3 separate regions of the Homo sapiens genome follow, and regions 1 and 3 are each linked to region 2. Evidence: chromatin contacts called from ENCODE Hi-C data. All regions are on one chromosome and are shown on one strand. Each heading gives the region's core, a stretch centred on a gene start or an enhancer-like site at or near the end of the contact. The rest is flanking DNA. Distances are from core to core; before and after follow the strand shown.

Region 1 (3,472 bases), core at 395-2,894, 1.8 Mb after region 2:
CTTAAAAAAAAAAAAAAAAAAAAAAAGGGAGTAGCTTGAAGCCACATAGTAGTTAGTGGTAAAGGCCACCCCTTTTCCCACAACTCACACCAGCACCACAAGCTAGCCTTTCTAATTTCCAAGCCAGTGCCCTTTCAACGCACACACCCCTGTGTCAGTTCCCTTTCTGCTGCAAGCTCTCTGGAGGCAGATACTGTTGAGTCCCTGGCCTGCCTATGAGAACGGCTCATGATCTCTATTTCTTCTGCTTAATGACCATCTCGAAGTAACAAGTTTAGCCTAAAATAAACTTGCTAAGTTAGCAAAGGAAGTCCTTAGCAGCCACCATTTCTCGATTCCTCCATCACCTCCCCTGCCCCTCAACTCCCTCATTTCTCCCAAGATATGGGCTCCAGGCTGGGCGCGGTGGCTCACGCCTATAATCCTAGCACTTTGGGAGGCTGAGGTGAGCAGATCACTGAGGTCAGGAGTTCGAGACCAGCCTGGCCAACATGGTGAAACCCCGTCTCTACTAAAACTACAAAAATTAGTCAGGCATGGTGCACGCCTGTAATCCCAGCTACTCAGGAGGCTGAGGCAGGAGAACCACTTGAACCTGGGAGTCAGAGGTTGCAGTGAGCTGAGATCACGCCACTGCACTCCAGCCTGGGGACAGGAGCAAAACTTCGTCTCAAAAAAAAAAAAAAAAAAAAGAAAGAAATGGTATCCAAACCTCCTACCTCATTAGAGCAATGGGATAAACAAATTTTGATAAACACACTGGTACTTAAGAGGAAAGAGAAGGAGGAAGGGGAGGGAAAGGTTTACTCTCTGTAATAATATTGTTGACAACTCCAGGCTTTTGTGACTGGGCAGAGAGAGCGAGGCTTTAAGAGCAGCAGCGGGGGCTTCCTAGTTGCCTCCTGACCATGCCGTCAGAATGCTTGTGACATGGTTCTTTTTGGTTCCCTTAAGTGGTTGTTTCAAGAAGACGATGGGCATGTGGGATAAAAGGACTCCTACAGAGCTGGCAAGGGAGCCCCGTTAGTGTCCTGTGTCCTGGCCGTGTCAGGTGGTGCTGGCTGCAGCAGCCACTCCCATTCTGTCACCTGTTTATTCAACAATGTGCACTGAGGGCCTTCTAAGTGCTGGGAACTTAGAAGTGCTCAAGGTGCATCAATGAGCAAAACAAAGATCCCTGCTAGTGGAGAGGAAACTTTAAGGAGGTGAAATGTGCTGCATATGCACCATGCACATGCAGAGTGGGGGGCTGGGGAGGGGGATGGGAGTGCAGGGGGGGGCTGGGGGGGATGGGAGTGCAGGGGTGGGGGCTGGCGAGGGGGATGGGAGTGCAGGGGTTGGGGGCGGGGGGGATGGGAGTGCAGGGGTGGGGGGCTGGGGGGATGGGAGTGCAGGGGTGGGGGGCTGGTGAGGGGGATGGGAGTGCAGGGGTGGGGGGCTGGGGGGGATGGGAGTGCAGGGGTGGGATGCGGTTGCCATTTAAAATGATCAGGCCTCACTGAAGAGGTGACATTTCAGTAATGACTTGAGCGAGGTGGGACTGAGGCTCACCTCAACGCCCTCCTCCTACAGAGTTTGACAGGGCTCTGACCAGCTCACAAGGCTGCTTTGGATCTTGAAAGAACCTCCTGCTCTCTGCGGTGTTGCCTCTCACCAGTATCTCTAGCAGCCAGGCTGGAGGCTGCCGGGGCTCGAATTGGGTGAGGAAGGAAATGTCAAACCGCAGGCCTCAGCAGAGGAGCAGCAAAGAGCTGAGTGGGGGCAGAACAGGTCCTGGCAGTTGGCTTGCAGCAAAGTGTGGGCTCCCAGGGTCCTCCTGCTTTAAGGGGCTACAGAAAGCACCTTCCAAGCCTGTGGGACCACTGCCAGGGTCTGGTGGACGGTGCAACAGTGATGGTGGGCATAGCAGGGAGGTGGTTGCTATGGCTATTGCTAGGTGCAAACCTTCAAATTACACCCTACCCCCAGAGGACCAAGTGACAGTGAGTGGAGGGAGGTGACTCATTCTCCCTTCACCCCATAAACCCCTGGCCTCGCTCAGGACCAGAGCAAGAAGTGATGGGGGCTGGGCAGCCATAGACAGCAGTCCTCTCTGCTTGCCTTTGTTTAAGGGACTAGCTGGCCCTGGAAATGGGCTGAACCTCCCCACAGGAAGCCAGGCCCGTGTAGGAAGGCAGCATTCTACAATGACCTAGGTTCCAGCCCAGCTGCATCCCTAACTTACAGCATGGTGGGGGCCAGTCTTCATCTTCTCAGTCTAAGGTCTCTCCTGGTAATGTACAAGGTACAGGGCCTGCAGGCACAGACAGTCTAACTACAATGTCTGGCCCCAAGGGTGGCGCCCACTGTGTGATCTCAGACAAGGCAGCTGCCCTCACTTGGCCCCAGATTCCTTATCAGCACAATACAGGGGTTAAACCTGATTAGGGAATCCCTGATGGGCCTGATCATCATGATTACTTAGCTGTACCTGTTGCAAACACTGATCACCAGGCCCAGCCTAGACCTACCTGAACGGACTCTCTGAGGAGAAGCCTGAGGCTCAGTGACATCAACCGGCCCCCACGTGATTTTTATTATCATCCAAAAAGCTTGTGAAATAAATCCTGCTATTCTTGACACTGATGAAATTGTTTGTTTGTTTGCTTGTTTTAAAAAAGGAGGAGAAGGAAAGGCAGGAGAAGGAACTTTGTGATTATGAAGGGAGTGAAACAGGAGAGTGGGGGTATGCGGGGCCTTAGCTGGCCTCTGATGTAGCCCTTTAATTCTCCCCACACTTGAACAACAGTGAAGGAAGCCCTACTAGTGGGTCTAGAAATCAACTTTGCTGATGACACAAGAGGAAAGAAACTATACAAGAAAAGAAGGCTGCCAGGCAGGTGGAAAAGGAGGGAGAGAGAGAGGGGGGAAGGGAAGGGAAGGGGAAGGGGTATAGAATAGAAAATATCAGTGCACAAAGCATGCAGTAGGAATAGGCATTGTCCTGTGAAAATTCCATCTTTGTTTCCTCTACTGTGGCACGTGTAGCTGTGTACTGGCTTATGATGTAGAGCGCATTCTTGCCACAGCTCACATAGTAAGAGCTTTGGCCAACTTCTGACCAAAGCCCTCCCACAGTGGGAGCCTTATTCCCTGGGCTCAGATTTCAGACTGCCTGCTGATCCCTCCTGGGACAAGGCTCCCGGCTCCTGGGTAGGGCAGATGCCTCTCCCCCTGTGCTGTTCTCTCAGTGGGACCCTGGAACTCTCCTTCTCCTCCCCACCCCTCCTCCCTGCACACATTCCCACTCTCAGCCCTGCTCTCGCTCTGCATTCCAATCCTCCTTCCAAGGAACAAAGTGTTCTTTCCGTCTTTAAAGACCAGCCCCCTTGAACCAAGAGCCAAACCTTCTAAATTCTATCCTTGTCACCTGAGAAGCCGGGGGCAGCCAGATGTTTTAAGACTCAGGAAGGAGCCTTTCACCATCACCTGA
Region 2 (3,751 bases), core at 1,064-3,563:
CAACAAATTCATGCTGTCTACACTACCCACCCATTAGTCACTTATTAGCCCTCTGAATTACTGGATTGAAAAAACATAGTATATATATAGGGCTTGGTACTATTCACGGTTTCAGGCATCCACTGAGGGGTGTTGCAATGTATCTCCCACGGATAAGGAAGGACTGGTATATTAACACTTTTATTTGATTTACAAAATAAAGGATAGTTTATATAGTTCTGGGTAAAATTAATTAATTAATTTAAAAGGAAAAAAGATAAAGGCAAACTTTAAGCTTGTTAAAAATTAAGTAAAATAATTTGGATTATTTAATTGGACAAAGAGGACTGGCTTTGCCAATGAAACAATATGGCCGACATGTTCCATAAATTGGACAAGCTAAACTTGCAAATCCACAGTTTTGACGAAAATATAGTGAGAGCACTTATGAAACATCATGCCAGAAAATAATCCATTCCCAGAAGTTGTGAAAAGAGTTTTTAGATGTCTTTTTTTTTTTTTTTTTTTTTTTTTTGAGACAGAGTCTCACTCCGTTGCCCAGGCTGGAGTGCAGTGGCCAGATCATGGCTCACTGCAACCTCAAACTCTTGGGTTTAAACAATCCTGCCTCCTAAGTCTCCTATATAGCTGGGACTACAGGTGCACACCACCATGCCTGGCTAATGTTTTGTATTTTTGGTAGAGACGATGTTTCACCATTTTTTCCAGGCTGGTCTTGGACTCCTGGGCTCAAGAAATCTGCCTGCCTCAGCCTCCCAAAGTGCTAGGATTACAGACATGAGCCACTGTGCCTAGCTCGATGTCAACTTTTAAAAGTATACACTGGGATATGAATTTTTAAAATACTTTTATGAGGCACGGAAGCGAAAACGTTTAGAGTGCTACTTTCTAAGTTCTGGAGTCATAGAGAAGAGTGAACAAGATAATTAAGGTCCCTGCCCTCTTAGAACATATATCCCAGGTTTGCTGTTTATAATTTTAACTCAATATATATACAATGAAATATTATTCAGCCTTATAAAAGAAAACCCTGTTATGGGTGACAACATAGATGAACCTGGAGAACATTATGTTGGTGCAATAAGCCGGGCACAGAAAGACAAATACTACATTAGCCCATGTATATGTGTAATCTAAAAAATTCAGATTCATAGAAGCAGAGCATAGAATGGTGGTTGTCAGGGCTTCAGAGGTAGGAAAGATGGGAGATGTTGCTCAAAGTTACAAAGTTTCAGTTAGGCGGGATGAATAGATTCTAGAGATGTAATGTATATTGTATACTTGCAGTTTTCGTTTTCGTTTCGTTTTGTTTGTTTTTAAATAGAGAGAGAAAAGGTCTCACTCTGTCATCCAGGCAGAGTACAGTGGCATGATCATGGCTCACCGCAGCCTCAAATTCTTGGGCTCAAGTGATCCTCCCACCTCAGCCTCCTATATACCAGGGACTACAGGCACATGCCACCATGCCCGGCTATTTTTCCATTTTTTTGTAGAGACGAGGTCTTAGCTGTTTCCCAGGATGAGAATAGATCTTAAATGTTCACAGCACACACGCGCGCGCGCGCGCGCGCACACACACACACACACACACATGCAAATGATAACTGTATGAGATGAAGGTTATGTTAATTATTTTGGTTGTGGTAATCATTTCAGAATGTATACATATATCAAAACATTACGTTGTACATCGTTATGATATACAATCTTTGTCAATTATACCTCAATAAAACTGGAAAAATAAATAAGATTTTAACTCAAATGTCACTTGCTTAGAGATGTCTTCTCTCACCCAAGTCACTCTATCACATTGCCTTCCTAGCAATTAAAACTACCTGAGATTATTGCCTTTTTTGGTCTATTTTCTCTCTCCATTCTAAAATGTGTCTGCCGTGAGAGGGGAGATCGTGTCTGTTTTGTTTTCTTTGTGCCCCCAGAGCCTAGAATACTGTCTGGCATTTTAAAGTACACAATAAATGTTTGTTGAATAAATGAATGGATTTGTTAGTTTTGTGCCCATTTCACAAAGGGGCAAAGTGAGGCCTTTGAGAGCCAGAAGCTCTAGGTCAGTGACTGTCCTAGTCTATCCAAGCACAGAGCAGCTCTGGTTAGTGTCTGCTCAATTCCTCTCCCCTCGCCCAAACGTCCCTGAGTTGCGGCCTCGCTCCTGACCGAAATCCCCGCGGGTTCTCCTCGCAGTGTCTACTGGATCCCGCCAGGAGGCAGCAGAGGCGCCAGCACCCAGTCCGACGGGACAGCGGACCGGAGGGGGTTTCCGCTTCCGGGAGAGGCTGACCGTTTCCGCTTCCGTCCACTTGGCGAGTGAGACGCTGATGGGAGGATGGACGTACTGGTGTCTGAGTGCTCCGCGCGGCTGCTGCAGCAGGTTTGGACGCAGGAGACCGGCGGGAAGGCCTGAAAGAGATGGAGCAGGCTCTGACTCCTGCCCAAGCGGCTTCGGGGGCGGGACAGCTAGGCGAGGACCATCCTGGTCCTCTCAGAGTGGAGCGGCACGGTCCCTGTGGGAACAGGAAGGGTTGAGAGAGGAAGCACCCATCATTTCAAAGCCCGTGTGACTGTGATTTTCAGCGGAATGGAGGGTCCCCACCCTCTCCCAGGCCTCCCCCAAACCAGCGTCTTCGGTGGGCTGGAGCCTGGCATGTTCAGAACAGTTCTCTCCCTACAATCCACCTCCTCTTCTGCATACACACGCGATTTAGGGGATGCGGGGAGATAGACAAGGGGGGAATACATTCAGAGCTCTGGGTCTTGGTTTGCAGCTCAGCCGCAGTTCTTCCCGGGTTACTGAGCGAGAGGATTCCTAATAAGCCCATGGGGTGATTCATTATCAGACCAGCGGAGCTTGCTCTGTGCCCTCAGCATTCGTCGGGAAGGAGCAGCCACACCATATAAAAGTGAAAGCGGCCGGGCGCGGTGGCTCATGCCTGTAATCCCAGCACTTTGGGAGGCCGAGGTGGGCGGATCACGATGTCAGGAGATCGAGACCATCCTGGCTAACACAGTGAAACTCCGTCTCTACTGAAAATACAAAAAAACTTAACCGGCTGTGTTGGGGGGGGTCCCTGTATTCCTAGCTACTCGGGAGGCTGAGGCAGGAGAATGGCGTGAACCCGGGAGGCGGAGCTTGCAGTGAGCAGAGAGCACACCACTGCACCACAGCCTGGGCGACAGAGTGAGACTCCGTCCCCCTACAAAAAAAAAAAGTGAAAGCGGAACAGTTCCATTACCTTTTATGCCCAGGTGGGGAGGGATGGTAGGAAGATAGTTCACAGTACTCTGTCCTGTTACGGCTGTATACTTAATCAGCAGTCACAAAGTACAAGTTAGTCAAGTAAATTGGCAAGCTCTTTACATTTCTGAGCCATTTATTTATCGGTATGTATTTATCTTTGCCTCACTTGGTTGTGATAATCATGAAGGTAATTTCTGAAAAGTGTTTTTAGCTCAGCTCCTGGAACATAATGTATGCTCATTTTTGGCAATTTGGTTTTGGCTGTAGCTATCTCCCAGTAAGTATTCTGAAATTTCAGGTGAGGAACTCCCCCTGAGTTTTGCAGTTTAAGTTGGAAGCTTTATTTCTTTCTGAATTGACATGTCTTTAGTTTTAGATGTTAAACTACAAAGCCTGGTCTGGTCTAGTCTAGGACCTAAGACACTGGAAACAGGAAGAAATGGGAAAATTGTTTAGTCCCAGAAAGGGTGAAAGGCAGACCCTTGAGCTATTTTGAAT
Region 3 (3,502 bases), core at 898-3,397, 1.2 Mb after region 2:
GGCCTTCTCTGTCTATAAAGCCAACCTCTTCTGCTCAGCTCTTTGGAATACTGATTCTATTTTATGGAATGAAGCATTGCCCGATTCTAGAATTGCAATAGAGCCAAGTGAGGTCTTCAAACTAAATTTGTTGTAATTTTGTCTTTTGACAATGGTAATACTCTTTTGAAACTTCTCTTTGTGTCTTAAACCTGTGTCTTGGACTTCCGTTCACGATGGCTCTCACTGACTGGCTGTTTCTTTCCACATTTGTCTGGCGGTTGTCTCCTAGGGCCTGTGCTGTCATTTATTTGTCCATGCTTTACCTGAGACTTCAGTTACTTGTGTAACCCCTTGTAGGATTTTCTATTCCTTTTTTTTTTTCTTTTTGTTTTTTTGAGATGGGGTTTAGCTCTGTTACTTAGGCTGGAGTGCAGAGTACAGTGGTTTGACCTCAGCTCACTGCAGCCTCTGCCTCCCAGGCTCAAGCAATCCTCCTACCTCAGCCTCCTGAGCAGTTGGGACCACAGGCATGTGCCACCACACTCGGCTAATTTTTTTGTATTTTTTGATACAGACAGGGTTTTGCCATGTTTCCCAGGCTGGTTTTGAACTCCTGAGCTCAGGCGATCTGCCCGCTTTGGCCTCCCAAAGTGCTGGGATTACAGGCATGAGCTACCTGTGTCTGGCAGATTTTCTATTTTTCTTACCTCCCTTCCTGAAGATCCTCTGCAGCTCCCTCCTAACCCTGTGTCCCTAGGACACATGGAAAGTTGCTCTATTCTGCTCCTACACAGTGAAATATCGGCAGATGTATATGTTTGGTTGTTTTCATGGGACAGGATCAATTCAATTGGAGCTTTCCTTTGCCTTCCCAGAAGGTGTCACTAGAGGATGAAAATTAAATGACTTTTAATGTCGAGAAAAACATGGCCAATTTTGAGTGTCCCTACTTCCCTTTTTGCAACTGATTTCCTAGCATCCCTTCATCCCCGTGTTACCTACTTCTCCAGCCTCCCTGATGAGGGAAAAATGCTTTCTCTAAGCAATTCTGATTTTAATTAATACCAATCCAGGTGGGAGAGCTTCTTCTCACCCTCCATCCCCTCTAGTTAGTCAGCGTCTCTCCTGCTGTAATCCACACTAACTCTTGTCTCTCTCTCCCTCTGCCTCAGGGGATGTCAGGAACGACATCTACATTACTCTCTTACAAGGTGACTTTGACAAGTACAACAAGACCACACAGAGGAATGTGGAAGTCATCATGTGTGTGTGCGCGGAGGATGGCAAAACGCTGCCTGTAAGGGACTCACTGCTGCTCTGGGTGACAGGGTCCGCCTTGGGGGCCTCTGCTTGTAAAGACGTACTTTTCCTCTCCCTGATTCTGTTGTCTAAATGCCAGGTGCCTTTGGGATGGTGTTGAATAATGTGTTCAACACCTTTTGAGCTTGGTTAGTGCAGTGTTCCATAATAAGACCTTGTGATATTTCCTTACACCAAAGCAGTTTTTCAATGTCTGTTCCTTTCCTTTCACAACTTCTTCTTGTATGTATGTATGTATGTATGTATGTATTTATTTATTTATTTACTTTTGCTTGGTCTCAGCTTATAGGTTAGCTTTCTGCAGTTAAAATGTTCTCACTGAAACCTGAGCTGGTTTATTCAGGCAAAGTCCATGGTAAGAAAGAGGATCAATACAGTGCCTTGGGCTGGTGTGGAGGCTCAGGATGTGCTTAAAGCAGGCATTCTCAACACTTAATCTAACTCCCCAGCGCTCAGCCAGAAATGCTGGTGGAAAGCCTTATTCGTAAATTGGTCTCCAGAGAGCTAGCAGGGTGTATTCAGGAATGCAAAGCGCATTGCTATATTTATACAGCATATGTCCTGTCCAATATTTGTCATGTGTGTTTATATTTATTTGCTTGTATTTTCTTTAAGGTTGTCAGTGCTGTGTCCAGTGTGTAGGAGGGTTTTGTTTCTCAGTTCCTCCTGACAGAGTAGTTAGCTGAAAAGAAAATCAGCTCTCAGGAGAAATTTTAGCATGGGCGAATATTCCTCTTAGGCCACTGTGAGTGATCAAATAGCCAAGCAGGGCGGGTGTGTTCATCAGAGAGGGGATGTGAAGATGGAAGAGGCATCATTTTTGTCCTTGGGGCCTGGAGATCAGACTGATACTTTGTACCCAAGAATAACTAACATTCACAGGGGAATTACCATGTGTCAGGCTGTGTGATAGTATGACACATTTCCTTTATTATGCCCCATTTTACAGATAGGGAAACAAAACCCGTGTCACTTACAGTAACTCGCCCAAAGCCATAATGTTAGCATATGTCAGAGATGGGGTTTGACTGGTTCCAGGCCCTCTGAGACACTTCACTACAATGCCCGTACATGTAGCAAAATTCTCCAATTTATTTCTCATTTTAAAAAATGAGGCTAATAACCACTGCTGGCAAATTTGGGAAGATTCATAATCGTTTTTTAAATGTAAAGAAATCCTCACAATTGCCTTTTTGTTCATAAAGACTGGTCATGTTAATTAGTATCTATTTGAACAAAATCTAAGCATTGAACGCATCCTCCTTTTGTTGCAGTCTGAAACTTTTTCCAAAAAATAAAATAAGTGAGAAATACTTGACTCAAAGGAACATAAAGGAGCGGAGGGTTTTTATCTGAAAGGGAAATTGCAATTCCCAAATGTAGAGACCATTGCTTTGAAGTTACTTTTATCCAACTTCCCTGGTAGAGAACTTTTTAACCTCAGCTTCATTTTTGAAACATTGATACGCTTACCTTCCATGTTGCCAAAGGACAAATTAAAAGACACAGTTAACAGGCAAGCAGCCATCTTATCTCCTGTCTGAGCCACTCTTTCTTCCACTTTTGTCACCCTTTCAAGTCACTACCGAGCAGGCTGAGCAGATGCACTTATCCAAGATGAGTAGGTAAGCAGGTATTCTGGGGGCTGACATGGAAAGGGAACTGTGGGGCATGGTGATGATTTGTGGTTTCCTCTATTAGGGAAATTCTGGGGGAGTTCAGTTGACTGACTATTGAAAATTGCTTAGGAAGCCTGTGGGAGGCTTTTCTTTCTCTATTTGTAGAAATAAATATTACTGCCTAATTAAGTGTCAGTCAGTACATTCAAACACTTCTGTTTGATATTGGTGGGCTCCTGTGGAAATGGTCCCCTTTAGAAATATTGATTTCTCCTCCTGCTCTAGGTGCATGCACACTGTCTTTGGCAGAGCAGGACCAGAGGGCAGAGGAGGTTAGGCCTGCTCATGGCTCACCTTGGGGTGTCAAGGGCCTTGCTCAGGAGGGGTCATAGCAGAGAAGCTAATGGGGTGGGCTCTGGGGTCAGGCAGACAGGGTTCAAATTCCAGCCTCCCCTCATATTAGCTGTGTGATCTTAGGCAAGTTTATTCATGTGTAAAAAGAAATAATAACCTCTTCTCGTGGGGTTGCAGGTTAAACAAAAGAGTAGGTATTAAAACAACTAAAAGAGTATGATTGGATT

What was found. A loop is a pair of places that touch in the nucleus more often than their neighbours do. Pooled maps may share reads with other maps.
Region 1: a loop to region 2 is called in a map with no recorded cell type, with 5 times the contacts of the local background. The contact joins the enhancer-like site here to the promoter of RARS1 in region 2. A Hi-C loop is called at or near these places in 2 of 37 single-sample maps with no recorded cell type and 5 of 50 pooled maps.
Region 3: a loop to region 2 is called in a pooled map, with 3 times the contacts of the local background. The contact joins the enhancer-like site here to the promoter of RARS1 in region 2. A Hi-C loop is called at or near these places in 2 of 50 pooled maps.

What each region holds. Positions count from the first base shown.
Region 1 is chr5:170,277,072-170,280,543 of GRCh38, forward strand. The region is part of intron 3 of LCP2 (lymphocyte cytosolic protein 2); the gene reads right to left. Among named protein-coding and RNA genes, the nearest start is that of LCP2, 19 kb to the right of the region's middle. RefSeq lists a silencer at 1-49. Within about 2 kb of position 1,645, at least 19 of the 41 ENCODE cell types and tissues checked have a DNase peak (open chromatin) inside an H3K27ac peak, as active enhancers do.
Region 2 is chr5:168,484,158-168,487,908 of GRCh38, forward strand. RARS1 (arginyl-tRNA synthetase 1) reads left to right here and starts at 2,314. Exons shown (of 15, transcript NM_002887.4): 1 at 2,314-2,386. The coding sequence starts at 2,342.
Region 3 is chr5:169,701,149-169,704,650 of GRCh38, forward strand. DOCK2 (dedicator of cytokinesis 2) reads left to right here. Exons shown (of 52, transcript NM_004946.3): 14 at 1,155-1,279. Among named protein-coding and RNA genes, the nearest start is that of DOCK2, 66 kb to the left of the region's middle. RefSeq lists enhancers at 1,765-1,814, 1,875-2,284. Within about 2 kb of position 2,148, at least 2 of the 41 ENCODE cell types and tissues checked have a DNase peak (open chromatin) inside an H3K27ac peak, as active enhancers do.